2 separate regions of the Homo sapiens genome follow, and region 1 is linked to region 2. Evidence: chromatin loops called from intact Hi-C (ENCODE). Cell type or tissue: Calu3. All regions are shown on one strand. Each heading gives the region's core, and the rest is flanking DNA. Links, peaks and the distances in the headings are about the cores only.

Evidence for each region. Hi-C counts contacts between places; a loop is a spot of excess contacts. Peaks named below come from ENCODE experiments on the same cell type or tissue, not always from the same donor. Only the 100,000 strongest peaks of a DNase experiment are listed, where the experiment ranks them.
Region 1: a loop joins it to region 2, with 11 times the contacts of the local background. A loop is called at or near these places in 3 of 110 quality-filtered maps.

Annotation. Positions count from the first base shown.
Region 1 is chr5:11,175,162-11,191,829 of GRCh38, forward strand. The region is part of intron 11 of CTNND2 (catenin delta 2); the gene reads right to left. Among named protein-coding and RNA genes, the nearest start is that of CTD-2154B17.1, 400 kb to the left of the region's middle. In Calu3, for the core only: a CTCF peak has its summit at 7,744 (motif pointing left); a DNase peak (open chromatin) is centred at 7,720.
Region 2 is chr5:11,040,442-11,057,109 of GRCh38, forward strand. All of the region lies in intron 16 of CTNND2 (catenin delta 2), which reads right to left. Among named protein-coding and RNA genes, the nearest start is that of CTD-2154B17.1, 260 kb to the left of the region's middle. In Calu3, for the core only: no CTCF peak of the experiment used is centred there; a DNase peak (open chromatin) is centred at 8,520.

The DNA.
Region 1 (16,668 bases), core at 3,954-11,953, 140 kb after region 2:
TATGGTATAAAATAAATTCCATTTTATATTATAATTAATCTTTATCAAATCTTAGGTTCAGAAAAAGTGCATGTTTTTGGTATATATTCTCAAGTTTTCTAGATGAACATAATAGTATTATTTTCTATGATTATAAAATACACATGGTAATATTAAAATCTTCAGCCTATTAAAAAGGGATAAAGAATAAAGTAAGAATAAAATCACCCAGAGATAATGAGATTTGGGAGACAAGCTCTTGTTTATCGCTCTATTCTTATCATATACTCACATGTCACTTTACAGAAATAGAATCCCAGCACGCACGCTGTTCGTTAACTTGACTTTTGCATTCAACACATGTTACGGATATATTTTGATATCAACATCTAGCCACATCTTAATTTTTAATGCCTGGTAATGCTCTATTTGATGGTCCATTTTTATCTGATTGTGTATTGATGGACATTTAAGTTGTTTCTTTCTTTTTTTATTTATTTATTTTTTTTGCTGACATTGGCTCTTACTATGTACTAGAGTGTTTGAAATGCTTTCCATATATTAACTCATCTGCTCTAAAGATGCTTCTTAATAGTCTCTCAATATGAATTCCTAAAACTTGGATCGCTGGGTAGAGTCTACACATTTTAAATACTGAGGTATATTGCCAAAATGCTCTCCAGAAAGATCACCCTCTTGACACTGTCACCCAATAGTGTGTGTTGCTGCCCCTCAGCAACCCTGGGTGCCAGCAATCATTCTCATCTTTGGAGATCTACTAGCAGACATGGCATCTCCTTCCCATGCGCATTCCTTTTAATTAACCTTCTTCTTATGAGTGTAGTAGCTGGTTGCATGTTGTTTTTTGAAATGCCAATTCATTTCTTTTGTTATTTTATTTCCCAGTTGGGTCATGCATGGGAATGAACACATAAGTTAAGCTACTAAAAGTTGCAGAGCTGTAGAGACGCTAAAGAACTGAGAAGTTATCAGAACTAGTACTGATGCCCAATATCATTATTTTTCCTTCTTCTTATCATTTTTGTGACCCTTAGTCTATTGACACCTGTATTTCTCTTTTCATGGTATCATTTAATTCATTTGTTTTCTACAGTGAATCCTCTATTTAAAAATCCAGGGGACATTTATTTTTGCTGTTTCCCACTGACATGATTCCCCCATCTTCTGTCTTGGTGAGAGCAAGCTTTGACGATTTATAAACACAAGGTGTAAAAAGGCTTTGGAAACATGTAGCCACCGACATGTTCATTGTTGACAATGGACATTAATATTCACACACTGTTTCCATGGCAAACTCTTGTCTCTGTTGCTAGTCTAAGGATGCAAAGCTCTAGTCATTCACTTTACCAAGTTTATCCATTTTACTGTGTTTGGAGGTTGAGAATGTAAGCACTGATACAGTTGAAAACAAGATGAATTCCTTCATGGAGTGAGATCCTATTGAACTATCTAGTAGCTTCTACCTCTTTCTCCAAACCACCTTACTCTGTGAAGACTGGTTTCCTTATCCTAACTTGCAATAATGGGAACTCAAGATCCAGCAAAATCTGAATTGGGCTCTACTGTCATGACTGATTCATAATTTCTAGCTAAAAATCCAACCATAACCTGACTGTGCTCACCCCCTCTGTTTATCTCAACTGGCTATTTATTCCAATCTATCATGTCATTGCTCTCAGATTAATGTTCCTACCCTGCAGGAGGGATTCATGGCACTGCCCTACTCAACAACCATCTGTTTGTCCCATCCTCCACAGATTTAGCAACAAATGACATAACAGCATCTAAAAGTCCAAGTTTGTAGGATTTGCTGACTTGTTTTTCATATAAGTTTCTTACATAAACTCTTAATAAGAGTAAGAGTAATAACATTAAAATATGACCTCTCTTCTGGGAGCTGAGCTAATGAGGTCCAGGTACATAATCTTGTGATTGAATGTTATGAACAGATGGAGTTTATAAATTCCTGCAAAGATGCATGAGTATTACATCCCTTATTTCACGTCAACAATTTCCAATGCACTCAGGTTCTCAGCAGGGACTATATAAGTTGATGGTAAGGCCCCAAGAAGAGAGTGAGGTTTAGACATTCTGTGTTTTACCCTCAGGGGAAATCCTGGTGCTTTTGTTTCTAGGTGTCTAGATAGGAAAATTGATATTCAATTATAAAATTCAAGGCATTTGGTTTTCAGTTTCTTACTATGTATCTACAACATGGTGATACCTAACACTGTCTATAGTCAGGACACCCATTGTTCTTAGACAGAAAGAAAGGACAAAAAACAGCTAAAAAATTATTGGCCTATACAAGACTCTAAGGCACTCCTTATTTGTGATTCCAGAATTTTTTAATATAGAAAAATTAATCAAAATATATGTATAAAATATATGTATTATAAGTTATTAAGAGAAGCTTTTACCTATCACCTCCTGGAGACTAAAAAAATATTTAAAGGAAGTGAAATTTTGAGGAACTTTTTTTTGGTCTTGTTCACAGATAATTAGATCTACAAAATGCTCTCATTAAACTACATGGATCAAGTTAGATGGAAATTTATATCATCCATCTAAATTCTGAATAATATATTGCAAAAACAACCTTTGTCATTTTGATATTAAGTTGTTCTTTATGGCAATAATTAGATAGAAGTGCCATTTATTTCCTTAGGTGAATTATGATTTGTGATGATAAAATCATATCATCAGATAAAAAGTATCCTCAATTCCATCGCAAGAAAACATGCATCAATTAATTTAAATACTATAGCAAGTTGTTTATACCAGAGGAATGTATATAAGATGATACTTGTTGGTTCCTGGTAGCTACTGATATTCTGGCAGTGGTGTTGGCGAAGGCAAAGAAATAGAAAAGGAAGACTTGAAGAAGACACAAAGTTGGCTTAGGATTCAAGCTGGTTTTATATTGTTTAGGATAGAAATGGGATCTCTCAATGCCCATTTCTATTCCTGCAATAGTGTTCAAGTATTCTTTATAGATGTGTTAACATACTGTCACCCATGATGACTCACACATTAAGCAAGTCTTACTATGAAATCAAAGATGGATGAGCATCAGTGAATACCAATAAGTCTGCTACTGACCTAAGCCTTTTTCTCAGTAGGTTAAAAGGAGAACACAACAGTGGTTATTAGTTGAGGAATACTCTTGAAGCCTGGGAATGCAGCTCAATGTGGGGAAAATTGGAATATAGTTTCCACCAAATTAGTCCAAGAGGGATTTATTGAACTCCTATGATATGCTGGGTTGAACATCATGGAAACAATCATGACTATGAAACTTCCCCTACTCTTAAGGAGCTTATAGGTTAATGTAGGTGATAGAGAGGCAGAGATGATACAACTTGAATGGAAAACCTGTGATATGAGTCCTGGTAGGAGGAGTATGATTAACAATGCGTCATAATGGAAGATGATGCTAACAAAATGAGGCAAATGCTGGTTATGGAGGTCTGAGAAATTTGAGATGTAAGACATCAGTAGAGCCTAGCAGAATTTTACTCTTTAAAAAGTATATATATAATTGGAAATTTATGGTATATAAATGGTTTTGTTAAAATTAATTAGACTCAGGGCACTCACAACATTGAATCATTTTAAGTTGGCAAAGAATGTAATGATGATTATCAATTTAGTGTACCAGGAAGACATATACAATACATTCTTCGCCTTATATTGAAATTTAACTCTTAGAAAGACATATGTCCTACTGATCTTTATGATACTGTGGAACTACAATAGCTTATAGCTAGAAAACTCTTATTTAAAATTACCCCACTGAGATGACAGTGCATATATTTTACAACTATTTCTTAATTATGAAGATGGTATGTTCAACAATGAGCAGATAATTTTTCATAGCTTGACTAACTTTTCTCAATTTCAGTTGCCTACAGTCTCTTGGATGGACACATTTCAAGGCAAATCACATGGGCCTTTATTCTTAAAGATACAGCAGAGCAATTAGTCCAGCGTGGTGGCAGGTGCCCTGTAGTCTCAGCTACTCGGGAGGCTGAGGTAGGAGAATCGCTTGAACCCAGGAGATGGAGGTTGCGGTGAACCGAAATTGCACCACTGCACTCCAGCCTGGGTGACAGAGCGAGACTCCATCTCAAAAAAAAGCACAAAAAACAAAAAAACAAAAAAACAAAAACAAAAACAAAAAACAAAAAAACATAAAACAGAGCACTGTACTATATTCCTAAAACAAGGTTATCACAGAAAATATGAACCATGCCTTTAAATATACATATTTATCTCGAACTCCTGACCTCAGATGATCCACCCACCTCAGCCTCCCAAAGTGCTGGGATTACAGGCATAAGCCACTATGCCTGGACTAAATATACATATTTATCTGTACCTAACCCTGACATTCTATAATGTCTCCATTTTTAGTTATCTTCACAAAGGAGATAGGAGATATATTTGTTATAAGAGATATGGTTTTAAAAAATCATTTTCTGACCTCCACTTCTAAAAGTTAGTAAATTTGAGGGCTGAGGACCTATTGACACCTCAACCCTCTTATTAAAGGCTTAAATGACTCTCAGAATAGATAACCCTGGATATTATATAATATTTAAAAAAATATGTAATTGGCTTGGAGAAAGCAGGTATTTGTATTCCAAAATGATGCTGCGTAAACATGGAAGAACTTTTGGTTTGGTGCTTATTACATTAACCTTTTAATATTTCCTTCTCAACCTAACATGGGGATAACAATGACACACATTTTATTTGCTGGAAATAATAAACTAAAGGCTCTGCTCATTGAAGAAATAACTCACAGCAATGACCTTCATTGAGGGATCGCTGAGGCTAGAGCACTAATTCTGTAACTAGCAATAAAAACAGGGTTGATATGGTTTGCTCTGGGTCCCCACCCAAATCTCATCTCGAATTGTAAGCCCCATGTGTTGAGGGAGGGACCTGGTGGGAGGTGACTGCATCATGGGGGGTGGTTTCCCCCATGCTGTTCTTGTGATAGTGAGTGAATTCTCATGAGATCCAGTGGTTTTAAAGTGGGGCACTTCCCCCGCATCGCTCTCTCTCTCTCTCCTCCACTATGCTTCCTTTTGGCCTTCCGCTACGATTGTAAGTTTCCTGAGGACTACTCAGCCATGTGGAACTGTGAGTTAATTAAACTTCTTTCCTTTATAAATTACCCAGTCTCAGGAAGTTCTTTATAGCAGTGTGAAAACAGACTAATACAAGGGTCATGTGGCCTTAAATGTAATATGTTATTTTGGAAGCAGAGTCCTAGGTTAATATTTAAAGCATTTAAAGAAAGAAACATAATAGCGATTGGTTGAGAACTCACTTTTAAGTTTCACACACTGAAAGCACAAGCAAGGCTTATGTGCCTCACATATTGTAGAGTCTCAGCATCATGGTCCCTGCAAGCAGATGGGCTCCTCTGTTCATGTCCCTGACCCCCAAGGCAGGATGTAGAGTGAAGAAGGACCTCACTTATCCTGCTGGGGACAGGGTCTGTAACACTGATCTCTTTTCCATATTTGCCCTAGGGCTTAGCTGAGCAACACACTCTAGATCCTGCTACCTCGTAGAAAACAGTGAAAATGTGATCTGGCTCTTTAGAGAACCAAACTGAAATACATCACTCCTAACGATGCCAACTGGCAACTCCTATAAAGAGTTCCCATGTAGCAGGGATGCTGGCTCCCATCTGAGTTGATGTCTCTGTCCTCTTCAGAGTTCAGACAGGGCTGAGCACTCCCGGTTGCCTGAGGATGTGGAGCTGACAGAGTCTACTAGTATGTGGGCCCGGAGGTTCTGGGGAAGAACCAAGTCTGTGCACTTGAGGTCTGGGATGTGTTTGGGCAGGTTAGGCAGGCTGGGCAGAGGCTGACTGGTGGGGCAGGAAAAGCTCCTAGGAGGGAACTGATGTGAATGCAAACCAGCCAGCGGGTACCAGGAGCAGGGTGCAGTGGCGGGGAGGGTGGACCCAATGACTGGAGTGGGAGCCATTATTTGACTCGCCCTTAGCCCAGCAACAGAGAGGCAAGTCTCAATTCCCGGGAAAGAGGCTAAGGTGGGAAAAGCTCTTTCTGTAATGCCTGGGGTATAAGAAGTGCTCTTCAGGGATTCTAGTACAAATTGTAATGCAAGGGGCAGTGAGCCATTCTTTCTCTCTGGCTTACCTACTACCTCATAGCTGCAGTCTCCTGGGGGCTCAGGGTAGACACATGTGGGGCCACTTTGCCCGGGAAGCAGCAGGTGAGATGGCGACAACCAGCAGAGCACACAGGCTGTGCCCCGGGGAGCCATGGTGACCAGCTGAGAGAACTGCAAGCTCTAAAAGCACTGTGGAAGCTTCTGCCAAGCCCAGTGTATAGAACAGATACACAAAGAAGTCGGGGATAGTAGTGCTTCCAGTGTGGAACTGCGTCTGGTAGAGCAGGATGGTAGGGAGGGCTGTGTGATAGCCAAAAACCCAGGAGGCTCCGTGTGTATGTGTGTGTGTGTGTCTGTGTGTGTGTCTGTGTGGTGTGTGTGTGGTGTATGCGTGTGGTGTGTGTGTGTGTTATGTGTGGCATGTGTGTGTGGATGTGTGTATGTGTGTGTGTGTGTGTCTGTGTGTGTGTCTGTGTGGTGTGTGTGTGGTGAATGCGTGTGGTGTGTGTGTGTATGTGTGGCATGTGTGTGTGGATGTGTGTGTGTGTTATGTGTGGCGTGTGTGCATGGATGTGTGTGGTGTGTATGTGTGGTGTGTGTGGAGGCTATGTGTGTGGTGTGTGTGTGGGGGGGTGCGTGGTATCTGTGTAGTATGTGTGTGGTGTGTGTGTAGTATGTGTGTGGTGTGTGGGTGTGTGTGGCGTGTGTGATGTATGTGTGGTGTGTGTGGGGTGTGTGTGGGGGGTGTGTGTGGTGTGTGTGGTATGTGTGGGGTGTGTGTGGATGGAGTGTGTGTGTGGTGTGTGTGTGGATGGGGTGTGTGTGTGTGGATGGGGTGTGTGTGTGGTGTGAGTGGGCGTGTGGTGTGTGTGGGGTATGTGTGTGTGGGTGTGTGTGTAGTGTGTGTGTGGTATATGTGTGTGGTGTGTACGTGTGTAGTGTGTGCATGCACACACCCGGGCATGTATGTTCATGCCTGCATGTGCTGGTCTGTGTGGGTATGCCTACATTGCACAGGTATGTTTGCATGCACCCACCTTCGTGTGCACATCTAAGAGTGTGCACACCTGTATATATATGTCTGTGTGTGCAAGTAAAGTTAGTGACTTAGTTTTTGGAGGAGAGGGATGGATGTGAGACACTTGGTTTTAAGTAAATTTGCCTCAACTTCAACCTCTCTCTTCCCCCATCCATGTCTAGGTAGCTTTTCCACTGCCCACGATGGCTTCAAAACTCTTAATTGCAGGTGATTGCCCTCAACTTCCCGCCCTCAACTTCCCACCCGCAACTCTTACTACTAGCCATGTCCCCCAAGGATTGGGTAATACTATCTTTGTATAAAAGAGATACAGCAAAAGAAACTGGCAACAGTCAATGGGGAGAAGCAATGCCAAGGGTAGCTGTGGGCTGTTGTCCTTGCAAATTTCATATGACTGACAGACTTTCTGTGGCCTAATGATTTTTTAAAAGGTAATTTGCATAGATATAGCTGTTTCCATAGCAACTCAGATTGTGTTTCATTACACTGCAGCCCTAATGGCAAGCAGCTTTAGGAAAGCTACCTAGAGATGGTGAGGGAGCCCCCTGGAGGTAAAGGGAATTTTAGTAAGATCCTGGTATTTGGAGTTTGGATCAGCAAATTTTAGAGATATTCCTTTCCATTCACTAAGCATGTGGCTTATCTAATCAGACATAGTGTTTGCTTTTGGGAGAGTTGCCCTTCTGAGATCACCTGATCATTTCCTTCTTTTCAATCCCATTTTCATTAGATTCAAATTATAAATACCTAGCCATGCTCAATGTGAAGTTTATACATGACAAAAAAATTTCACATCTGTGTTTATACACTTCAATAACTAAGTTAATAGCAAGGGCAGTTTTGCAGAAAATTATTAAATTGATAGACTGCTTGAAAATCCTAAATGATCCATGTTCATCTCATAACTACAACTGTATGTTAAATACAAATTTCTATCTCCTGTTAATTTAACGAAGCCTTAGGAAGTCTCCTGAAAAAGGCATGGAAAGTAAGGCATATTAACATGCCCCTCCACCCATACGTGTCCTTAATAAAGGATGCACGTGATTGGCTGTGCATAAGTGATTACACAGATCAGAAAATGCCCCAAGGTCAAAAGTAGAGAGGATGGCATCGACACTCTCCAGCTAGCGGGTACAGATACCCAGCAGCTAAGGCCCCACTGCTAAAGAAGAGCAAATCAATTTAGTTTCTTTTTTTTTTGGTTTTTTTTTTTTTGAGACCAAGTTTTGCTCCTGTTGCCCAGGCTAGAGTGCAGTGGTGCAATCTCAGCTCACTGCAACCTCCGCCTCCTGGGTTCAAGTGATTCTCCTGCCTCAGCCTCCTGACTAGCTGAGATTACAGGTGCCTGCCACCGTGCCTGGCTAATTTTTTGTATTTTTAGTAGAGACAGGGTTTTATCATGTTGGCCAGGCTGGTCTCGAACCCCTGACCTCAAGTGATCCAATTGCCTCGGCCTCCCAAAGTGCTGGGATTACAGGCTTGAGCCACCGCGCCTGGCCTAGTTTTGTGTACTCTCTCTCTTTCTCACTCGCTCATGCTGTCTCTCTCTGTCCCTCCCTCTTTCTCTTTCTCTCAAACTCTTTTCTTTCATTACCACAAGCATGCGTAGAACCAATATAAAATTAAACATCTGCTTCAAAACTGCAAACTCACTTAAAAGGCAAAGACTGAAACATAACAAAAACCGCTAAAGTTAATGTCCAAGACTTCTTTTGGTTAATAAAAGTGTTTCTGAATGCTTTGAAATCAGTATCTCGCAGTCTTAGATTTCCATGCATATTACTGCCTCTCACTAACGATGGAGGGGAATAATTTTTAAGAATAAAGGATGGGGGATGGTTCTTTCTAATCTAAAAAGAATCATTTGACATAAAATGTGAGAAATGAAAGTAGCCTTTTTTCTACTGATACCTGTGAATGCAAATGTGGTTCACTGTTAAGTATATCTGGAAACCAGATAAGAGCGCATGTTTATGTTTGCTTTTAATTAACTGCACAGATAAGCCTCAGAAAATAAATTTGTGAACAGAGCAGGTATGCCACTTGAAAACAGAATTGCACTTATGAATTAAAATCCATTTTCTCAAAAAAAAATCCAACATGCATGAAAGCCAAATACTATGTAGGGCAAGCAGCTCTTTTAACTAATATGTATCATAATTTTAAGTGCTAACTGTGTTTGCTATAGACTGCTGTACTTGAAGTACTGAATGCTTTTATGCTCAAGGTTCCATGGTTTTTAAATTGCCTGAAAATATGTCCTAACTTTTAAGTTGGCCGACTGTCATTTGCATAGTAGATTAATCCTTGTTCACTATTGTGAATTAATAGTCTGTGGAATTATTTTGTCTCATCAACGAGGACACAGCTGACTCTGGGTGTGTCCCTAGCAATTTTTGTGTGAAGTGAATCAAGTTATGTAGAAACTTATCAAGCACGTTCCTCATTATTCCTTCCACCCAAAGGCCCTTAACTTCTAGAAGAATTGTAGATTAAAAGGCAAATATGGATGGAAGGAGAAGACCAGACTGTTTGAACCCGCAGCACTCGGACTCAATGCAAGGAGAGTGGCAAGCAGATATGCAGAAGGAAGCTGCTTTGCGCAGGAGTGCTTGTGCCTTAGTCTGAGCAGGTGTGCAAGAACACACATGCCCACCCCTGCATGCACACGGATGACTCAGTTCTCAATCCATTCTTATTAAAGAAGCATGCAAAGAGAGTTTGCCCCTGTAACCTTCGTGGCCCATGTTTTATTCTCCTGCTCCCATTACCTGCACGCCAAACCCATATGCATCTTTAAAACCCATTTCAAATGTTGCTTTCTTCATAAAGTCTTCCTTGATCTCTTCAACTGAAGTTTCTCTTTCCTCCTCTAAGCTCCTCTGGCCCTCTCTCCATGCTTTTCTTATAGAACAGTTCTCTATCTCCCTCTCCCTAACTCAGTGGACTGCTCCTGGAGAACAGAGCTCACATCTACATCATTTCCATATGCTCTTGTCTACCCTGACTGAGCAACCTTGTAGTGCTGCTCAGGCATCTATTGTGAACTGGAGAAGAAAGAAGGAAGACAAGAAGGTCACCTTCTAAGCAGTCCCATTTCCTGACTTCTCTGGGATTACAGGCCTCATGATACAGGCTCCTATTTTAGGAAACCACTTCACAGAGATTCTTCTTCTGGGCATTCCCTGGGGATGGCACACAGTTGATGTACACAGCTGCCATGATGGCAACGACAACAGCCGTCATGATGGAAGAGCGAGTTGCTAAGTGAAAAGAGTTTTGCATGTGCAAAACTGAAGCTTCTCCTCCTCTAGGCTGAGTTTCATCCTCTAACGGATAACCAAAAAGGAAGTTTATTTCAAACGTTTCATCAGGAATGACAAACAAAAACATCTGTTGGAAAGGAAACCAGGTGTTGGGCAAGGGATGTAGACGTTATATAATTTGGTGTTCTCCTCCAGGATCCAGTGGGGATTGCTATGTTGTGTTCGTTAACACTAGTTAATGTAATTTTTGTGATAATTGTAGAGCAAATAGAGCAAACTCTCAAATATAATTAGGGAAAAGTGTTTCTAATTAACTTGTAACTCGTGAGTTGCAAAGTAAAGCCACAAATCAGTTATGCATTGTCAGACCTAACAAATGGAAATGCGCTGTACATTTCAATCTCGGCAAATACAAAACAAAGCACAAAGACCCAGAAAAACTTTCCTTTAAGCCTTTATACAATTTTGGCATGCTCTGAAATGTAATTAGAGATAAGCACAGATACATCTCACGTCACCAGCCCTAATGATCACGGAGGTGAAAACTGAAGGCAACTTCAGACGGTTCAAGAACATCCAACATTTTACTGCTGCAGAATGTAAAATGGATCATGCTCACAAAACACTCTCTGATCGGTGTACAGAAGGTTCTGATGAAACTTCACAAGGTTTCATAGGGAAGTAAAGGACTATAATATATGCAAGCTCCACCCCAGTTAACACTGCCATCAGTAACAGTTGCTTACTGCTGGCTGTAAGTCAGAGGGGGATACAGGAAATTTCTTCTATATCCAGTGGAAGCGATTCCACTTATTTTCTCTCTCACTTGAGGAAGCACACTGTAATATGAGGTAACCTCAAATTCATTCTAATTTGAAAAAAGTGATAAACGGGCCATATATTTTCATTGGATAGTGTAGTTACCATTAGCGTCAAATTATTTTGGCGTCTCTCAAAACACATCCATGTCTCCTAATCCTCCACCCCTCTGCAGTCCACTGTAATTGTTGGTCCTGTTAAAGTAGAAAGTGGTGTTTCTCAAACATGCATGATCCTAAGAACCTCGAGAGGGTATTGCTAAATGTGTGGATTCCCAAGCTATTATCGTGAAAATCTAGGGTCCAGAAATATGTATTGTTTTATCAAGTGCCTCCAAAGAAACTCTTATGATTGGAGAAACTGGAAAATCACTGGTGTAAAGCAGACTGGCTTTGGAAATCAAGGACTACACTAGTACCACAGACCAGCTGTGACTTTAAGCATGCCCCTTACATCCAACCTCACAGGACCTCAGGAGTATTCAAGGCAATGATAGACTGGACGGTACGTAGCACTATGACCGGTAAGTGTGGGTGTTCGTAAATGTATGCTTATCTCTTCTTGGTCCACAAGAAAGAAATGCAGAGAATACCTGGATTCTCAGGTTAGGCACATTGGACAACAATAAGAATGTAAAACACAGGAAATAATGTGACATATTGGCTCTAGAGGCATCTGCAAAGTCCTACTCTGTGACAAAGGTAATAAAGAAGGGGTATTAAGCTTGACTTACCCATATATAAATGTTAGCAGTCTAATCTTACCATAGCACAACTAACTACAACTCCCTTAAAAAGACTGTTTATGAGAAACAGAGACAAATGGGACAGAATAGAGAACTCAGAAAGAAGACTGCACATCTACAACCATCTGATCTTTGACAAACCTAACAAAAACAAGCAACAGGGAAAGGACTCCCTATTTAATAAATGGTGCTGGGAGAACTGGCTAGACATATGCAGAAAATTGAAACTGGACCGCTTCCTTACACCTTACACAAAAATTAACTCAGGATGGATTAAAGACTTAAATGTAAAACCCAAAACTATAAAAAACCCTAGAAGAAAACCTAGGCAATACCATTCAGGACATAGGCACGGGTAAAGATTTCATGACGAATACATCAAAAGCAATTGCCACAAAAGCAAAAATTGACAAATGGGATCTAATTAAGCTAAAGAGCTTCTGCACAGCAAAAGAAACTATCATCAGAGTGAACAGGCAACCTACAGAATGGGAGAAAATTTTTGCAGTCTATCTATCTGCAAAGGTCTAGTATCCAGAGTTTACAAAAATACTTAAACACATTTATAAGAAAAAAACCAACCCCATTAAAAAGTGGGCAAAGTACATGAACAGACACTTCTCAAAAGAAGACATTCATGCAGCCAACAAACCTATGAAAAAAGCTCAACATCACTGATCACTAGAGAAATGCACATCAAAACCACAATGAGACACCTTCTCATACCAGTTAGAATGGTGATTATTAAAAAGTCAAGAAACAACAGATGCTGGCGAGGCTGCGGAGAAACAGGAATGCTTTTACACTGCTGGTGGGAATGTAAATTACTTCAATCATTGTGGAAGAAAATGTGGTGATTCCATGAAGACCTGGAACCAGAAATATCATTTGACCCAGCAATCCCATTACTAAGTATATACTCAAAGGAATAAAAATCATTCTATTATAAAAATACATCCACATGTATGTTCACTGCAGTACTAGTCACAATAGCAAAGACATGAAATCAACTCAAATGCCCATCAGTGATAGACTGGATAAAGAAAATGTGGTATATATATATACCATAGAATACTATACAGCCATAAAAAGGAGTGAGATCATTTCTTTGCAGAAACATGGATGGAGCTGGAAGCCACTATCCTCAGCAAACTAACACAAGAACAGAAAACCAAACACTGCATGTTCTCACTTAACTTAAAAGTAGGAGCTAAACAATGGGAGCACATGGACACAGGGAGGGGAACAACCCACACTGGGGCCAGTCAGGGAGTTGGGTGAGGGAGAGCATCAGGAAAAATAGCTAATGCATGCTGGGCTTAATACCTAGATGATGGGTTGCTAGGTGTAGCAAGCCACCATGGCACACATTTACCTGTTTAACAAACTGCACATCCTGTACACGTACCCTGGAACTTTAAAATAAATAAAATTTAAAAATTAAAAACAAATACTGTATATGGAAATGTCTTGTTCACTGAGACACTGGTGCCACCATCCTGGTCACTGGTAAGAGAGCCATCCCATAAGGAAGGGGGAGCTATGGCTGGAAGAAGCCATATGGCTAGAAGGGTTTCTGAAGACTCTATGGGATACAGCTGCGTTATCACCTTGGAACACTTAACTCCAGATTTCACGTATGGGAGACAAAACTTCCTCTAGTTTAACAGATCATTATCCGGGGCTTTTCCTTTCTTCAAACTTCATTCTAAGTAGTAAATTTCTATCCCTTTCTAATCTCCTTAGCCTGCTTGATTTTTCTTCACAGCACTTGTCACATGCTGAAATTACAGATTTATTTGTCTCAGTTTATTGTCTGTCTTGTCCACTACGACACAAGCGTTAGGAGGGCAGGTCTACGAGTTCCAGCTTCTAATAGCCCACAATGGTTCTGTTAATAGATTATGAAATTTCACTTATTGTCTTGACACAGTTCACTCCTCTACATATGAATCAATGGAAATACCAAGACTCCTCTCAATGCTGCTCCTTCTTTTCTCCCTTCCTCCATGTGGCTCCTTGAAAAACAGGTGCCATGATCTTGACCATTAGGAAGAAAGCCATATCATAAGGAAGGCTGGTCTATGGCTGTAAGGTGCCTGGGTCCTTACTCCTTGTATCCCAAGCACCTAAACTTCACTTCCATATACATTTGACTTTGAACAACATGGTTTGAACTGCGCAGGTACACTTATATACAGATTTTCTTCCACTTCTGCCACCCCTGAGACAGCAAGACCAACCTCTCTGCTTCCTCCTCCTCAGCCTACTCAATACAAAGATGATGAGAATGAAGACCTTATGAGGATCCACTCTTACTTAATAAAGTGCATACATATTTTCTCTTCCTTATAATTTTCTTAATAACATTTTATTTTCTCTAGCTTACACTGTTGTAAAAATAGAGTATATAATATGTACATAAAATATATGTAAATTGACTTTTTATGTTACTGGTAAGGTGTCCAGTCAACAGTAAGCTATTTGTAATTAAGTTTTGGGGAGCCAAATTGTATGCAAATTTTCAGCTCTAGGGGTTGTCAGCACCCCTAACTCTTGGGTCGTTCAAGGGTTAACTATAGTAGGCACTCAGCAGCAATTTGTTTAATGAATGAATGAATGAGACTCACAGTCTACAGAATGGCTTCTGTCTCTAGGACTGAGGGTGGAGTATACAGAAAGTTAAAGGTGTGGATTTCCTAATTGGATTACAGTCAGTCTGTTTGGGGAAGCAATTAGGAATCAGAACAGTGCTGAGGGTTGTAAGTTTTTGCCCTCTGCCTGTGCATATGATTTGGGCTTGCCTCTGTGAAGAGATAATCCTAAAATGTTCAAAATGACAGGAGACAAGAATGGGCAATGTCTCAGCATAGAAGGCATGAGATACAAAGCTGGTTAGGAGATGACTTGCCATCAAAAGGTAGACCAAATACTTATCTCCTCTGCCCATCATTGATCCATCAGAATTAACAGCAATGTACTGGGAAGGATTCTTCCCCAGGCCTGATGTTTCCTTACTGCGAATGGAGCACAATTATGTAACACTGGACTCTCCCAGCCCCTCACTTGCTCTTCCCCTGAGAGGTAGAGGAACTTGTCCAAGGCACTAGTAAGCGTGCAGGGCTTGGCCCAGCTCTGAGCTTCTTCCACTTTGGGATGAAAGGCCATGAGGAACTCTGCTTCCCCTGGTCTCCATAAGATGTGCCCTAGTGGCTGGCAGAGGAGAAGGGAAGCTGCCCTGATCCAACGGCTGCCTGTGCCATGGTAGATAAGTCTAACTAATTCTGGCATCTGGCATTCTGTGTGAGCAAACCAATGTGGCTAAAAGGCCTGGAGTCTGGCCTCCAACCCAACCCCTAGCAGTAATGAGGTGACAATGTGGCCTTCTTCTTTATTCTGTTAGAACTTGGTTGCAGAAGACAGTATGAAATAGAAGGTTCTATAAACTATGGCCTGAGCTACCTGCTTGCATAAATACAGTTTAATACACAGCCATACACATTTGTTGATGTATTATCTATGGTGCTTTCATCCAGCACAGGTAGAGTTGAGTAGTTGTAACAGAGACCTAGGGCCTACAAGCTAAAATATTTTCTATCTGTCCTTTTACTGAAAAAGCTTGCCAAGTCCTGTTCTAGAATCTAGAAGAGAATGGTAGAAAAGCATATTGCCTCTAGTGCAATGCTTTCAGGTTCACGAACAACGGAAAAGTAGAAGGCAGGCAGGATTCAATTTCAGCAAACACTGCTACACTTCCAAGTGCTGAAAAGCAAAGTGTCCAACTTAGGAAGCAGGTTCAAGAGAACTGAGCCTTCCTGAGATCTGCAGAAGGAAAGCAGAGGAAAATGAATCCCAGAAGGACATCCCATCCCAGCAGTAAAAAGAAGTGCTGGAAAAATGCATTTCTCAGGGCCTAGAGCAGGAGCAAGCAGAGACAGTGGCCTGCAGTGCACACAGCAGAGGTCTGGGCTTGAAGGCGCAGCAGGTTCCCCCAATGGCAAGAGCAGCTTCAATTCAGGAGTCTGTTGAGGGTGATTTTGCAATCTTCGTAGGGATAGGGGAGCAAATCAATTCCATCATAAAAAGCAGAGAAATCACTGTTGCCCCATAGGATTGAGGAAAACCTGCTAACAAACCACAGGACAGTGGAAGGCTTGTCACGGGACAGAACACACTCATGGGACACTGGACCAAAACACCTGACTCCCATAGAGGAAATCCAAAATCAAAGGTTTCCATTATGTAGGAAGGGAAAGAAACCACCTCATATAAGACCTGGAGTGGTGGGTTTGTGCTGTGTCACCCCAGCTGAACTGCAACTATGCTTCCCAGGATTTCCCTCCCTGCTTGGTTGCAGGTTGAGACTGTCCATGGAGACATCTGCGGGATGCCTGGCAGGTCCAAGTGAAGCACAGTGCTGAGCTCTGAGGGCTGCGGGCAGAGGGCATCAGGGCTGCTGCAGTGTGTGCACGTACCCCCTGCTGCTGCTCCACCTTTTAGGCCACAGCTCTGACAGCTCCCACCACATCCCCTCTTTCCACTTCCCTAGGTCCTGGCCAGGAATAATCATGCAGAGTTCCGTGGCAAAGAGCGGCAGCTTTGTGTATCACTCATGTGGCAGATTTGCAGCCAGCGAGAGG
Region 2 (16,668 bases), core at 3,587-11,586:
TATACTCAAATAAATAACCTATTCCATCTGTTTGGAAGACAAAAGGAATTGTATGTTTCAGCACCTTGTCTCATCCAGGGGAATTCACTGAATTAGATTCTGAGAAATTCTCACACTGTTGAAGTGTGAAGAACTAAGAAAATGAGTAGAACTGTGGGCAAGAAGGTGGCTGAGATATGCATATTTAACTAGTATAAGAATGGTTCTAAAAATAAAAATGGCAGTTAATTAACAAGAGATTTGCTGAAGTTCCTTTTTGAACTAGAAATAAATTGATTTTTGAGAAATACTGAAAATGAGGCAAGCAACTAATATGATACATTTTAACAGGATTTAAATAATTTGATTAACTATTAAGCATGATAACCATAAAAATAATTATCTCAATTCATTGACTAATTTTAGCAGAAAGGAATGATGAAAATTTAAACTTACTGATTCTAGCTTCAGGAGAGAAACCTATGAAGGGTGTTTTATTTTTAGGTCAAGATTGCTATCTAGCAAAGACCCAAGAACTCTCCTAAGATGAAAATTTCAGAAGACAATTGTCTGTCTGAGACAGATGAGATCAGTGTTTCTCTGAAGAAAAGTTTGTTTTCAGGAATAGAGTCTGAAATTAGTCCTCCAACCTGAGCGACATTGGAATAGCAGTAATTCATTGATTACTGCAATGGCTTAATGATTAATTATATAATCACATTCCCTCATTCTTGCTTTTCCAAATTGATTTACACCTCTGCCAAAATAAAAATCAGACCCAATTAAGGATATGGAGAGAGGGAATCATCTGTTGGTTTTCTTCATATGCTGTTACTCATAGATGACATTATGTAGTGTTCTAACTTTTTTAAGAACATTCATATTCATTATTTCCATTTGTGTCTTACATTACCCTAGGGATATAAAAATGGCAGGTATAATTTCCAATTTATCTAGAAGACAAATAGAAGTTAAATGGTATGGGAAAGGTCACAGAGCTGTCTCCTGAGCTTTGGTGACCATAAGTCTCTTAGGCAGAAGCTCTTTTCTCCAGCCTAACCCTCCTGACTCCTTCCTCTGAGCTCTTTTCACAGGGATAGACTGCCTTTACCACCTGTGTGACACCTTCCCTGTCATGCATTTATTCAGCCAGTCATTCCAAAAACATTCATTGAAGTTGCATCTAGTTTGCTGATGTATATAATTTATCCTTCTATCATATAAACTGAGGATAGGATGATAGCTAACAAACCTATGTCTACTGATAATAAACAAATTGCATGAGGCTTTTGACCACACAAGGTAAGAAGGTACAACAGCACTTTGATCACTGAAAATTGCATTCATATTTATCCTGTTGCAGTTGTTATTTACTTCTATGCAGGTCTGGGGAATACTAGTTTTAAAAGGTGCTATGTTATAAATAGGGTTTCACTGCAACATAAATGCAGGAAATACTGTACTTGATACTCATCTCAGAGATTTATAATGTATTAGCAAATTTACTTTGAATTAGCAAAGTAAAGGCTCTGAGCAGACCAACAGACACAATGAAGCCAACTGTTCAACTTTGTTTAAGCACAGGTTTTGCCAAACTTATCAGAATAGAGAAACTTATGAGAATAGAGAAACTTATCAGAATAGAGAAAGCAGTCTTGGGCATGGCATCCATTCCATTTCCAGAGAAGTGGGGGTCTGAGGACTCAGTCTGGGGCCCTGCTGCTACTGTTCTTGTTCCTTTGATTAAGTTTTCATGTCACCAAGTGCACACAGATCTTTACACCACAGAAGCTGTAATTTCACAACTTAAATTAATGTTGATGAAAACTAGAACTAAAAGAAAAACTCTTACTATGAAAAAGGGATGGTCAGAGAAGACGTATGTTAGTCTGTTTTTAGTGTTGGCTGATAGGAGCAGCTCACCCCAATACACTTTATTCCTAAATGCATCTGTCTTGTTCTTATGTTATACACGCACACCTTGTTCACAGAGGACTTCGTAAACTAGAGAGATATGTGGCATTAAAGAAGGATATGTAATTATTTGCTTAAAATTTCATCTTCCTTATTAACCAATGAGATGTTTATGGATGAATTCCAAGATGGTTCTCAAACAGAGGAAGTTCACTGTACGAAACTCATGTAATTTTGTTGCCCAAGTCAATTTTTGTCCTGGGACTTACCAGCCAAGCCAAGTGCTGGTTTCCACATGGCAATTCTACTTCTAATGTAAATTATAGAATTGAGCTTTGGATACCGGGAAGTCTTTGGTGGCTTTAGGTCACTGGTTCACCAGGGTCTGATTTGGCTTATAAAAAACCTGTACATCTAGGATTTCCTCCAGAGCTGAAATAGACCCAAGAAGGCAGCAAGCCTGGTGTGGCTTGGGGTGGTTGGACCATCACTTCATCTCTTTTCCTAACACATATAATGGGGCCCTAATTTCATGCCAGGTGCCTGAACTTTTCCAGATCTTACAAAAGCCTTGTCCCCCTTATGTTTAGGAGGTAATCTTCTTTCTTAGATGCAAGATAGTTTAGATGGTTCTTACCAACAAAAGAGATAGTATCCTTTCTCAAAAAATACTTCCAATCACTTGTCTTCACTTCGAGATTGGTCTTTAATAGTGTTAGCTTATAAAATTTTTTATATCTAGGTCAGAGCTTATTTTTTTTTTTTTAGGATAAAGGAATTGGGCCTCTTTTGTATTTTTATAGTACACAGAATTTCTATTTCAAGAGAAATAACATGAGAACCCAAAGATACTTAAATGTATTTTAGTAAAATTGGTTTGTGCTTTAGATATTTCTCCAAGTGTCCTAGCTAGTGAAAACACTATTCCTATGAACTGTAAGAATGTCTCAGGCTATATAATATTGACTGTATGTTTGTTAGTTAACCACAGTAGACATTTTTAATGAAACTGTTAGCATTATTATTACTCTACCCAGGATTCCAGCATTCATATTGTAGGCTTATGTCGTATGCATAAAACATACAGGATTTACATGTGATGAGTTTAAAACTTTGGTAGTTGTATTTGCGCTATACTAAAAAAAATCAGTAACTGTATGTTGTAATTGTATGAACTGTTCACAAGTAGATAGGTAGAAAAAACATAAGGTATGATGAAATGAATAAAAAGAGACCAAGTAGATATAAAAACAGAAGCAAAAAATGAGCTTAGAAGACCAAAAATGGACCAAAGTTTATTTTAACTAATTTCACTCAATTAAAATGACTTATTGTTATATCTGAGCCAAGTGATGACCCACTTTTTACAAGCAATATTAATATGGTAAAATTTCAGGAAAAGAAAAGAAGCTGCAGTGCTGTGGCAATTTCTTTATTGAGATGGGATTTCACTTGTAGCAAAGGAGAAAGATTTGATGAGTAAAAGAGATTGCATGGAAGATTAAAAAAGCAGGAAAATACTAGACACAGAGCTTCTGTAAATCACTTGGCTCAAACCTCAGGAAAGTGTTCAGTGTTTGAGTTTTCTCTTCTGAAATTGCAATTTTTGGAAAAGTTTAAGTATCTATTTGTCTCCCTCACTAGGGAGCCCAGGCAGGGGATAGAGGCTGTCATTCACACTTGGCTGAGAGTAACTGGCCCACAGGCACAGGCCCTGCATCTTCCAGCAGGTTGTACAGCGGGGTAGCAGCCTCTGCCCGGCAGGACTCTGATGGTCCTGCCTGTCTGCTCTCATTCTGCAATGAGGTACCGTGACAGGAGGTCCTTTCCCTTGGTAAGAATGACTTCCTAGCAGTGTCACCTTCTGAAATGCAGACACCAAACATGCCCTGCACACTGCCCTGCCACTCTGTCAAGCCCGTTTGGCATGATCTGACAGACGACAGGGAGGTGAGTGATCATCTGCTAGGATTGCAGGAGCCTACACATTGGTAGACAAGTAGCTTAACTATTATTACACAGTGACTATGGTCAGCCTCATCAAACCAAACCAAACCATGCAAATCCATACATCCATCCAGCAAAAATAGAGGTCTTCATATTATAGAACGATATTTTCTATGTACATTTCATAATCCGATATAAGCAGTCCCTCCTACCCTATTTTCAAAGTGAGTAGAAACAACACATGCTTGCAAAAAAAAAAAATACATATATATATATATATATAAATGGGTTGTTGGCTTCTTTTTAAGTCTGAAGATTCAGTGATGTTTGTTTGGTTTTACAAAATTCCATTAGTTAAACAGAGCTTATGCAGCATCTGTTTTCCTTCCAGTGTCACATTGCTAAGGTCAAGTTCAGGTGAGCATGTGCCTGAATACAGATCCAGGAGCAGAGTGGTGGACAGGGACAGGGAAAGATGGTGGTGCTCAAAGGAAACTGTCACTGGAGACTACAGCACAGGATCAGCTGGTGGTTCTGCTATTCCTCATGTGAGTCAGGCCAGAGCAGAGCTGGAGAAAAATGTAGGACTTCAGGGGTTTCAGGGTAGTGCCCCCTTGGGCCACCACTGGGGACCCTGAGGGCCCCTGAAAATGGTACTTCTTTCTTTTCCTTTCCATTAGTTTCCTGTGACTGCTTCAGTGGATTATTACAAACAGGGTGACATAAAAAATCAGAAATGTATCCCTCACAGTTCTGGAAGTCACAAGTCTGAAATCAAGGTATCAGCAGACAGGGCCATGCTCCCGCCTAAGGCTCTAGGGGAGGCCTGGCATTTATTCTGGTGGCTCCTGACATTTACTGGATTGGGGCTGTGTCTTAGTCCATTTGTACTGCTATAAAAGAATACCTGAGACTGGGTAATTCGTAAAGAAAATAAGTTTATTTGGATCATGGTTCTGCAGGCTGTACATAAAGCATGGTGCCAGCATCTGCTTTTGGTAAGGGCTTCAGAAAGCTTCCACCCACAGCAGAAGGTGAAGGGAAGCCAGTGTGTGCAGAGATCGTACGGGGAGAGAAGGATGCAAGAGGGAGGGGGGGAAGGTGCCAGGCTCTGTTTATAACAATCAGATCTTGCAATATCGAACAGAGTGATACTCACTCATTAAGGCACCAAGCCATTACTGAGGGATCTGTCCCTGTGACCCACATACCTCCCACAAGGCCCCATCTCCAACACTGGGGACTGCATTCTAGCATGAGATTTTGAGGGGACAAACATCCAAACCAAATCAGGCTGCATCGCTCCCATCTCTGCCTCCACCCTCACATGGCCTTCTCCTCTGCGTCTGTGTCATCTCCTCTTGTGTCTCTTACAAGGACACTTAGCTTTGGATTTATAGCCCACTTGGATAATCTAGGATGATCTCATCTCAAGACCCTTAACTTAATTGTATCTGCAAATACTCTTTTTCCAAATAAGGTCACACTCACAGATTCTGGGGACTTAGACTTGGACAGATTTTTGGGGGGCCACCATCTCACCCACTACACTTTCCTTATCTCCTCTCCCATCCCTCCTTTATCTTAAAGAATGTTCCCTTCCCTTCTCTGTCCTCTCTTCCTGTCTTCCACTGATAAGTTGGAGACTCAGGACCTTCCTCCTTGGTGGTTTTAACCAGAAATATTAAGTGGCTGGTCCCCTGTCTGTGCTGCAGGGCAGGGTGGCTGCTGGCTCAGCAGCTGTTGGGGCTACTTGGTGTGGGATGGGGTGGAAACGGGTATGCTGCCGGTTCTGGGTTGAATTGTTACCCCCTCACCAAAATTCTTATGTTGATATCCTAACCCCCAGTCCCTCAGAATGCGGCCTTATGTAGCAACAGGGTCATTGCTGATGTAATTAGTTAAGAGGTCATACTGGAGTGGGGTGGGCTCCTAATCCAATATGACAGAGATCCTTACAGAAAGGGGAAATTTGGATCCAGAGATAGATGCACACAAGGAAAGCACCATGTGAAGATGAAGCAGAGATTGAGGCGATGCTTCTACAAGCCAAGGAACGCCATCTATTGACAGCAAATCAGCAGAAGCGAGGGCGGCAGCCTAGGACAGATTGTCCCTCACAGCCTTCCAAGGCAATCGACCCTGTGACACGCTAATCTGAAACTTCCTGCCTCCAGCACATTTAACCCATGCAGTTAGGGGCACTTTGTTATAGGAACCCTATTAAACCAACACACTGCTTGACTTTTGGGTTTAGGTACGTTTCAGAGCTGCTACTTTGAAGAAGAGACCACAAAGAACAGTTCTATTTTGCTTTATTTGACAAATAATCATGTCTCATCAGTCATATGGAATCCCACGGAATTTGCCATTTCACTTTTAACGCTGTCTGAAATCTCATTGAATGATATCTCAACTTGGTATTTAAGACCAAATAAGCAAAAGCAAATAAATAAAATAAATAAAAATGATGCTTCAGTTAATCACATTGGCTGCCATCATCACTGTCACTACCACTGGATTCTGTTTTGTCCAAATCTGTTAAAACAAAACAAAACAAAACAAAACAAACAACAACAAAAAAACAGGCTTCAAGCTCCCTGGAGTTAACAAAGCACAGAGCCAGCACTGACGAAATGGCAAGCTCAAGACCAATTTCTCTAGAAAGTCCTTGACAGCCACAGAAAGCCCATGCGTTTTCATGGGCATAATCACCAACATTATTGGGGACAGAAAATAAAGTTTAAAATTCTGTCATCAGTGACTCTTCTCAGCAGAGCCTCCTCATGAATTTCCGGAGGGTTAATGAGCTGAGTTTCATGACCGTGAGTGCCTCTGTGAAAGCCATGCTTCTCTCAGAGAGATGAGTGTGCACACAGGCTCTTCATCTTGGAAATGAAAGATTACTTGCACATGGCACTCCGGCTGCTTCAGAAAGCAGGGAAAGCTGCCAGTACACACCTCTGCCTGTCCAGGAGGATGATGTCACAGGAAGCGGGACTGGGCAACTGGTTCTACAGGAACGCAGGGACCCAATCACATCACATACAGTTCCCCACCAACAGCGATGGCAAAAATGCCTTTTGTATTGTTTTCCCACGTAAAAGGCATTGTTTTGGGGTCTGAGTTTAAACCAAAGAGACACAATTATCCACCAAGGGGTGTGCTGGCTAGGGAAGGGACGGAGAGAGGGACAGGATATGTGTATATTTAGGGGTATAAAGAGTATGGCTCCATGTCTACATACACACAGATGCACAGATACATGCATACATATGTGCCGTGACTTTCGTTTATCAGCAGGTCAATAAAAACATAGAAAGATCAGTGTATTCCATTGCTTGCTGCTCTGGTATAGGTCCAGCGTCACCCTAATAAATACAAATCACATACTTCAATCCTAGCAGAAGTAGGCTGGGGGCACAAGACTGTGAGTGCCATTTTTTCTGTTGACCATGTCATGTCGCTAGCTCCCTCTTGCTTACCAGGTAAAATACCAGCTCTTGGGACTGGCCAACAGGACCCCTGCAGGGCTGGGGAGCTGCTGTGTTCCTAGCAGGTGACCCTGCTTGTAATTTTGTAAATATGCTCCAGGAGATGGGACTCTCAGGTTTAAGTCCTGTTGTTTTCGCTTCCTGCATTGTTTGCTCCTTTGTCTGGTTAACTTCAACTTCTCCGGGCTCAATTCAGGGGTTCCACCATTTAGGGAGGCTTTCCTAAATCGCTCCTCCCAAAGCTGCTTCTGCTGGCCGCTTCACCATCCCCAAATCCTGGCATTCCTCTAGCACAGCACAAGGGTCCATTCACTTCAGTACCCTCCTTGAGGCAAGGAAATACAGGCTCTTTATCACCTGAGCTCCCAGAACCTGGAACTGGCCTGGATCAAGGTCCATGTTCTACAAACACTGCCCTGAATGAAGTGTCATCCAATCTCTGCATCTACTTAGCCATGAACAAATAAAACAGGACCCCACCCAAACCAAACCATGGCAAACAGTCAGGTATCCCAAGGTAGTTTCTAAGACTGAAGCATAAGCTATTCCCTGAGTGAGGGTAGCTGCCTTCAGAGATTTACATGATCTCAAATATTAGTCCTAAATTTAATGTGATATTGTTTTATTTCCCCATAAAAATCTTGCATGCATATATTTTTAGGTACTGCATTTAGTTGCCTGGGAAACAGCAGGGTCTGTGCAGAGAGAAGGAAATGTTTCAGAGAGCGTTAGCCACAGAAGAGTTTCTGGAATATTCTCTAATGGTGCAACCATCCACCCCATGGATGCATAACTTAAACAGTTGAGCCATGTAACATCCCTGCCCCACACTGCCCCTGTGTTGAGCTGACAGGTAGAGTCATCTATGGCAACTCAAGCACAGATTTGTAGAGGGTCACAGCAGTGCTATATCCAGCTAGTGTCATTTGGCTGGATTGCATACTAGACTTGTGATTTTCACATATGTGTAGACATAATCTATGCCTACTGAAAAAGATTGGAAGGAATAGTTCTTTTGGAGAAAGACAGAATTTGCCAGGTTTCCAGGTCTCCTTGAGAGACGTCTGTACAAGATCTGGAGCCGGGTTCCTCCAGCTTGGCACTGTTGATATTTTGGGCTGGACCATGCTGTGTTGTGAGGCTGTCCCATAGCCTGCAGGACAGACAGCAGCAGCTCTGGCCTCCACCCACTAGGTGCCAGTAGCACCCTCCCATCCACACCAGTTGTGACAACAAAAAATGTTTTCTGATATTGCTAAATATCTCCTGGGGGACAAAATTGCCCCATGTTGAAAGCTATTGCTCTAGAGATTCCGAGGTAAGACGAGGTCACTGCTGGAAATGGGGGAAGGTAAGTCACCTTCTGAAAGTCAAGGGATGGGCATTTCAAGGAGCTAAAGGGAGGATCCTTTTTGCTAAAGCCTCCTGATATCTATTCCATACTTCTCACCTGCCTCAATAACCTCCTAAGCTCCTGGAACGTCATGCCTCATGGGCTTTTGGAGGCTTTTGTGTGATTAGAGGGGAGGACAAGGGTGTGATTTGGTAAAACTGACATAATACAAATTGCTTGTCAAATTTCCTCTCACTTGTCTGTGGAGTGCAATAGTAGGAACATTTGCACAGAGAAAAATAAATGTCTAAACATGCATTGGCACAGACAGTACACTAACTTTCAACCTAATGAAAGAAACCTAATGAATGAAAATGTAAGGCTTGCCAAATGTGTTATGATAACTCTCCAGTGCCAAGGAAATATCACCCTCCCCACGGATACCCTGGCAAGCCTGCGAGTTTACCCCAGTCAGCAGGTGCACCAACCATCTCCCCTGCATTGTAGGTGAGTGTATCTATCCCTCATTACAAGGCTTCTTGAAATTCCTTCTGAACTTTCTTTCTGGAAATGCTATCCATTATCCAGGCACCCAAACCCACCCCTTTGTGCATGGAATGTGTCCAATAAATAACTGGGTTTCATACCACTTGTGCAAAAGCAACATAAAAAGTGCTTTTTCCTTAAGGGGAAATATCTCACCATTTATACCTCCTGGGAGTTAGTAGTTTCATTTAAATACTAACTTTGTAAGCCACAAGCAATTCGCTGTCTTAGTGGAGGGAAATACTCTTCTGTCCATGTTGCTACATACAGACTACTGTTAACAAATAAGAATGGAGATATTTCCAGTGCCAGGCTCATAGTAGTGCCCAACCAATTTCAGTGAAGGAGTCTAGCAAGTTGAACAAAGTGCTACTTCAATAATCTATTCCTGAAAACTTGTTTTTAATGTGGTTTAGAGGATACAATTGTGCATGTATATTTTAGCCTATGGAATTTTAACTGGATGCTCTTTCTTCTTCCCTTTCTACCAATTTCTGGTAGATTTCTTTCTACTTTCAAGCCATGTTCTTTTTCCACCCAGGTCTATTGGTCCCTAGGCCTTGAGACCCAGAGTCAATAACACCTTCCCTACAAGAAACACACCCAGAAGTGTCCACCACCTCAGGTCCCAGTGAAAAGAGGTCCAAGGAGATACTAAGCTACGTTCAATGTTTCCCTTTGGTTAACTGCCTGCTTCTTACATTTCCACAATGATTTCCTTTACAATTTGTATCTACTGCTACAAATGGCTTATAGATGTAGTACCAGAAGGAGAAAAACTAATAATAGATAATTTTCTCAAAATTACCTGGCTATATTTAGTTTCATGACAATTAACTAAAAACTAATTTAAAATAAAGTATAATTTGGAACCAGAGCTCTATTACGTTATAACTCTCACATATGTCCCCATGGAGAGACTGAATATGCAAATGGACAATGGTCAGACAATGCATAAAAACAGAACTTTGACCCACAACCTGAGCATCCTGCCCAGGAAACCAACTCCTTACCTGTAATAAGCAACTCAGGAAGCAAGCCTGCTATTAGTTTCACAGAAAGACAGATTGCCATCTCTATTCAGAACTTGTGCAACATTTGGCCCCAGATGGCCAGGACGTGATTCATAAATGAAAGCTTCCCTAGTTTTTGTCTCTGCTTCCAACTGAGGACCAACCAGAGAAGGCCAGGCATACACCCCAACCAATCACCAGGGGTGCTCCACTTCTGGTTGGCTCATAACATCTCCGTGCTATCAGCTTCCAATTAGGGCACAACTGAAGCTTCCCTTTTCTCCACTATAATATTTACCACTCTTCTGCCTTTAAGTCTCTGCCAAAACACAAGTGATAATGGCCAGCCCCCTTGCTATAGGAAGCTCAGAATAGACAGCCTTTGCTTTTCTCCTTTGGTTGTTTATTTCCACAAAGCCTGCCCTACCAGAACAAAAGCGCATTCATTCTTAGTAAATTGCTAGTGAATTTCCTTCTCAAGGGTCTCAAAAAGGCTCTTTATTAACATATACTGCCATCTCTAGGATGCAGTACATTTGCCCAATGGCCAGAGCTCTAGTGGGTATGGGTACCTATGAAGCTTAGATCATGCAGAGAGATATGAGTTAACCAAAATAGAAGAGAATTTTGGGTGGGGGACAAGCAATTAGCTATATCAGAATTTGGCTGGGGCAATAAGAATATAAAAATGGAGACACAGCTCCCTGGTTAATTTTAGTAGCCTTGTAGAAATTTGAGATAAACTGACAAGAACCCTGGCCTTCATTGACAAGAGCTTTAGCTGCATTGTAAGCCACTGGTTCAAGCTCATGCATTTGGAACTTCTCTTGATTGTATCTACATCTCTTAGGAAAGAAGTGAGGAATAGAAAAATACAAATGTTTGAGACTAATAAAGAAGTATGTAAGATATGAAAATTCATCTAATAACTGAGAAATCAGAATTGCAAAAGATTTTTCATGAGAGTTGAGTCATTTCCTCTAATTTTTAGAATTAGGTTTCTTTTTTTAAAGCTATAGATCTTGTAATACCTGTTCTCTATGAAATTAGAGCATGAATATCCACCAACTATTCATTAAACAAATATGTATTGATAGTCTGATATTTTGTTGGCCTTGGACTTAATCAAAAGGCAAGTAAGAGTGGCATGATCAGATCTTGTGTCCCAAAGCAACTGAGAATAAACTTCAAAATAAAATTTGATTTTAAAAATACTAAATTTTTGTTTATTGCTTCTTCACTACGTAACGTTGTGCGTTTAATAAGCACTGTCTGCCTGCCATGTTTATCTTCTATGAGTTCCCACAGCACTTAAAGCATGCACGGTAATCCCAGTGTTTGTGACTATGTAAATGTGGTTTCAAGCGGGCCGGGGCTTGGTCCTTGAGAGCAGAGAGTCCATCATGCTTTCCATATCAAGCTGGGGTGGAGGAATTGAAGAGGGTGTACAGGTGTGGACTCAGGAGCCAAAGGGCTGTTAGATGGAAATACATTTTAGATCATTGATGGTTTTGTACTACCTGTGCTTCTATTTCTTCTCAATATCATCTGGCTTTTTTTTCCATGATGAAACAGAGCAATTTTTGAGATGTGTATATACTTTCAGTTCATGGAGAACTAAAACTATGTACCCTCCTAAAACTTCTGCCCAATACTCCCCTGACACACATACAGCTAGACAACAAATCTACATGCAGATAGAAATGGTTTTATTACCATCACTTAATTACCCCTGTCCTCATTAACGTCACTTACTATTCCAGGAGATTCTTGCCAATGCAAATAACTTGATTGTTCAATCCAGAAACTTGTAGAAAAACCTACTGACTCTTCCATGGAAAGTATCAAAAGACAGTTTGTGCCCTAAGACATACTGAATTCCTGTTTCTACCAATCCTGAATGGTGGCAAGTCTTAGCATTGGGAGATTCACCTTAAACCAGAATTCAAATTCTCCACAAAATCTCATCTCCCTCCTCCCAGGCACTGCCAAAGCTCCCTTGAGTGCTGTCCCCCTTACCACAGTAAGAAATAAATTCAGCTTTGTTTCAGCAACAGGTTGTGTTGATGATCTTTAGGGCGGCGGCCCTGGGCACCATGGAGGACCACTTTTTCACTAGAAACTCAAGCAGATAAGGGCATCTGAGGCAGCTGCTAGTTGGCAACACTTAAGTAACACTAGAAAAATTACCGAATAACACTTCGGGTTTGTATATTTTCATTAGTGAGGCTTATTTTTGGTCTGTGTTCATAATGCTTTTTTTTCCCCATGAGTCAATTTATTTCTTTGTATTAGAACAAATAAGACTTATATAGGGCAGTGGCTAGTTCAGCTTTAGATTTAATCAGTCTCTTAAAGATATGACTTAATGTAGGCAATTTACTGAAAGTTTCAAAGAGATATATTACAATAAGAAAAGGATGACAGATGTGATTTGCTGTAAGCTCACTGCTAGGCTGAGTTAATCTCAGATGACTAATCAATTTGGTCTCATTTGAAGCTTAAACTAAAGGTGCTTTTCTCTTTTCTTTTCTAATAATTTTTCACCACAGGCTTTGATGTTTTTGTATGCAGAGGCAAGCTTATCAGAGAAGTTTGAGACAAAAATAAAAAGTTTACGTGGTGCTATGAATGAAACAGATGAATTTCAATGTCTATAGGAAGAGGTTGAGCTCTTTGGAATAAAGCAAAGCATATTCAATACTGAAGAGGGAATTCAACTACATTGCATAATGCACTAAAATCCTTCCTGAGAATCCTCATCTCAAAGGATTTGCTGAAAAATATATTAATACATTTTCCCTGAGATTTTTCATGGTTCATTGAGACACCTAGAGACGGCTCTTTTCTGGCGTGCACCATTTAGACAGTGCAGCGCTAATGGGTATTAAAGACGCAGCACTGTTACCTTGAAGATACAAGCTCATGGAAGATATATGTGCATGGGGCCACAAAATGCATTTGATCTTCTACTTTGTGTTCATGTGTTTGAATTTGTTTAAGGCAAGCTTATTTTGGTAATTAAAGCTTAGGAGTTCTTGGCAGTTTTTTCCTCTTAAAGGAATAATAAAACTGGCTCTCTCTTTTTATCAAACTCTGCACATGTGTAGGAGAATATAATGACAGGTACTTGGGATTCCAGCTTCTGTGTGGTTGCAGATTACTCTTTAGTGGCGACACTGCTTCATTGTTCCATTATTTACCAGTGGGCTTCTTGGAAGAATGCAGATGTGATGACCAAATAGAAAACCTTGTTGAAAGGAGTAAGTTGCTTTTTGGGAAAAATTAAGCATCTGCATTAGAAAGATTTGTGCCTACAATAAAACGAAAATAAAAAAGGGTTTTGGAGAAAAGGCATCATCACAATAGGCTGGAGATAACTTTAAATATACTGAAAATGCTTAATCTCTTTTTCACAGAACAGAGGTGCTGAAAAACCTTTGCTTGGGAGCCTCCAAGGAACCGAAAGAAGCCCATGAAAGAACTGAGGCTAAGAGCAGCAACACGGCTACTGCTATGAAGCACGAGGACAATGATGGCAGTGAATTAACTCAGGGCCTGCCAAGTTCCAACTATTATTCTAAGTATTCTCTGTGTCTTCAATGGCTTCTAACAACAGCCCTAGGAGGTCAACACTGCAGTTCTTTCCATCTTAAACATGAAGACACAAAGGCACAGAGACAGAAAGTAACTTGCCCAAGGGAGTCAAGCTAGAAAATGTACAACAATGCCCAACACTTAGCCAGAAATAAAAGGTATGCAAGAGGAAAAGAACTAAGAGGAGTATTAGAGAAGACAAGGGAGCAGTAAGAAGCACATTTCCTACTACCTTCAGCAGAGGCTCCCTGCAAGCCCCAACTTGTAGTTTGGGTCCACTGGGATCCCCTCAGCTGCTCCCGCCTTCCCGCCAGTCCCCACGCTTGCCTCCCATCGTTCATCATCTCCCAGCTCCTCCTTGAAGACCGCACTTGCCCTTTGCTGGGCACTGCTGAAACTGAAGTTTTTGAGCATTTTCTCTGCGAAAGTTGAAGGCTTGCTATAGAGTCAGGGTGATTTAACATTTTCTGAATGACTCCAGGACTCTTTGGGGAGCATCATTTATTTTTCTATATTATAATAATATTCTCACAAAGAGCTTCTGCCCTACACTAAGTGGTCCTAGATAGTTCCACGCTTGTGTTTATATAAAGAGCCTTTACATTTCCATCCTCTCCTATTGCCTATTTATTTCTCATTACTTTTTAAATATTCTCTACTGTTCAATGTTTGACTGAGAGCCTTAATGTGTTTTCTGAGAGCAATGCATGGGCTCTCTGGCAGCTCTGTCCCTGGCTGAAGCTGAGCAATGCCAAGGGTCCCATTTTCCACCTGGCATAGGAATGCTGGCTTGAAGTGTGGCAGGACTGATTTCTTTTCTTGACACCACAGGCTTGATTGAGGAATGAATAACGGTTGGAGAAGGTAGAGTTAAGGACGTAGGTACTGAATGAACCAGGGTTAAGGACGTAGGTACTGAATGAACCAGGCTACCTAAACAAGTTGTGTGGAAGTCTTAAAGAACCCATCAGAATGGCATAAAGGTTACTTTAAACTTAAAAGAAGCCTTTTCTGAGCTTCCTTCATTGACTAAAGGCTGAGCTTTCTGAGAATGCAGCTGCCATAAGTCCCCTCTGAGGAGGCTCCAGCCAAGAAGGAGAGACTGACTCTTAGCCCTGGGGTGAGACATGGCATAAACCAAACTTTATCAGAACTGCCATACCCCCATTTATTTCCCCTCGAAGCCCATTTGTTTCAACAGAAGCCCTATCTATCCACCCTTCCCCTATTAAGCTGGAATATAAACTACTACCCATACCCGTTCAGTGAGTTACTCATTACTGAGTACTTCCACACACAGGTGAATAAACCTTGTCTTTTCTCCTGTTAATGTGTCTATTGTCAAATTATTTGCAGTCTCCCACCTCCATCTCCCCAGTTAGGACCTAAGTTAGTAGAGGGATGGCCTGGAGTCTGGAGCTGGGTGTGCTGGGGCATGTGCTATCTAAAGTAGCCAGTGCTGTGGAGGTTGGCTGTGATTGGGGGTACTGGGCTAGGTGATCTTTGGCTCATGTAGGGAGGAGCAAGAGACAGAGAGAATGAGCTGCTACTGGCCTACACCCTAGGTCCTTGTGGATGGCAGGTACTGCCACAAGCCACAGGCAGGGTTGGCTCACGGTGGGATGTCTCTGTGTGCTGAGGACACAGAAAGCCAACCTGCAATAAAGTTGGGCTTGAGCTGATTTCCTGGCTGCAGAACAAAATCCCATGGTCACGGCACACATGGTAGTGCAGGTTCTCAGATACACTGACCCATGAGTACTGAATTCCAACATGAGTAGTTGCAACATGCAGTGACCTGGATCACGGAGATGGGGCGGAGTGTCTCCCACCATCAGGCTTTTGCTAAGTACATGCTTGAATAAAAATTAGAAGTTTAAACAATGACTTTTGTTTCTGAGAATAAATGTTTCACATTTCAATACTATTAGTGAATCTTTCTGAAATGGAGAATCTAAATAAATGCCTAGCCTTGAGTCACAATACGTAGTGATGCCTTGAACATAGAATCACTTTGTTAATGTTCATTGACTGATTATCTTGGATTTCTGCTAAGGAAATATTGAAAAATGAGATGTAGAAAACAAATGGAAATGAATCTGGGAAAAAGTTTTAGTGTTTAGTATATATTAAAACCTGATGTGATACATATAGCTCATTTCAAAATAATGACATATTTGCCCCTCCAATTTGCTAAGGTATTTTAAAAATTATTATTTTGTTATTATAATTTCTAGAAACAGGGGTCTCACTGTCTTTCCCAGGCTGGTCTCCAACTCTTGGGCTCAAGCGATCCTTCTGCCTTAGCCTCCCGAGCAGCTGGGACTACAGGCATGTGTTATTGTGCCCAGCTTGCTTAAGTATTTTAAATTCATGGGCTCATTGCACAATCTTAATAGCACTTGACTTGAGTTTTGAAGGTCCTAAGAACTTTTGTAAGTAATAATTTAGAGCTCAGTGAGAAGCAGCTTCATATGAATGGAAAGGGCAGTGCCATTCATAAGAGGAAATGGCTGAACTAGCTAGGGCTAACACTGCAATGCAGATATGTGATGCTCAGCCTGGGCTGTGTATCAGAATCCCCTGGAGGGCTTCTATAGATAGAGAGAAGCTCAGGCCGCATGCCAGAGACTCAGATTCAGGAGCCTTCAGGTCTGGTCAGGGCCAGTGTCACTCTTCATGTCTGAAGGTGATTTCACACTGAGTACCTTTCATTTAATCATTTGTGTGTGGAATCCAGTCTTGTGCTGCATTGGTGTGACATCCATCTATCTACCACTATCATTGTCCCTTGATCTGCACTATAGAAAATCACATGCTTTTGCCAAAATCTCTCCTCCAGCTC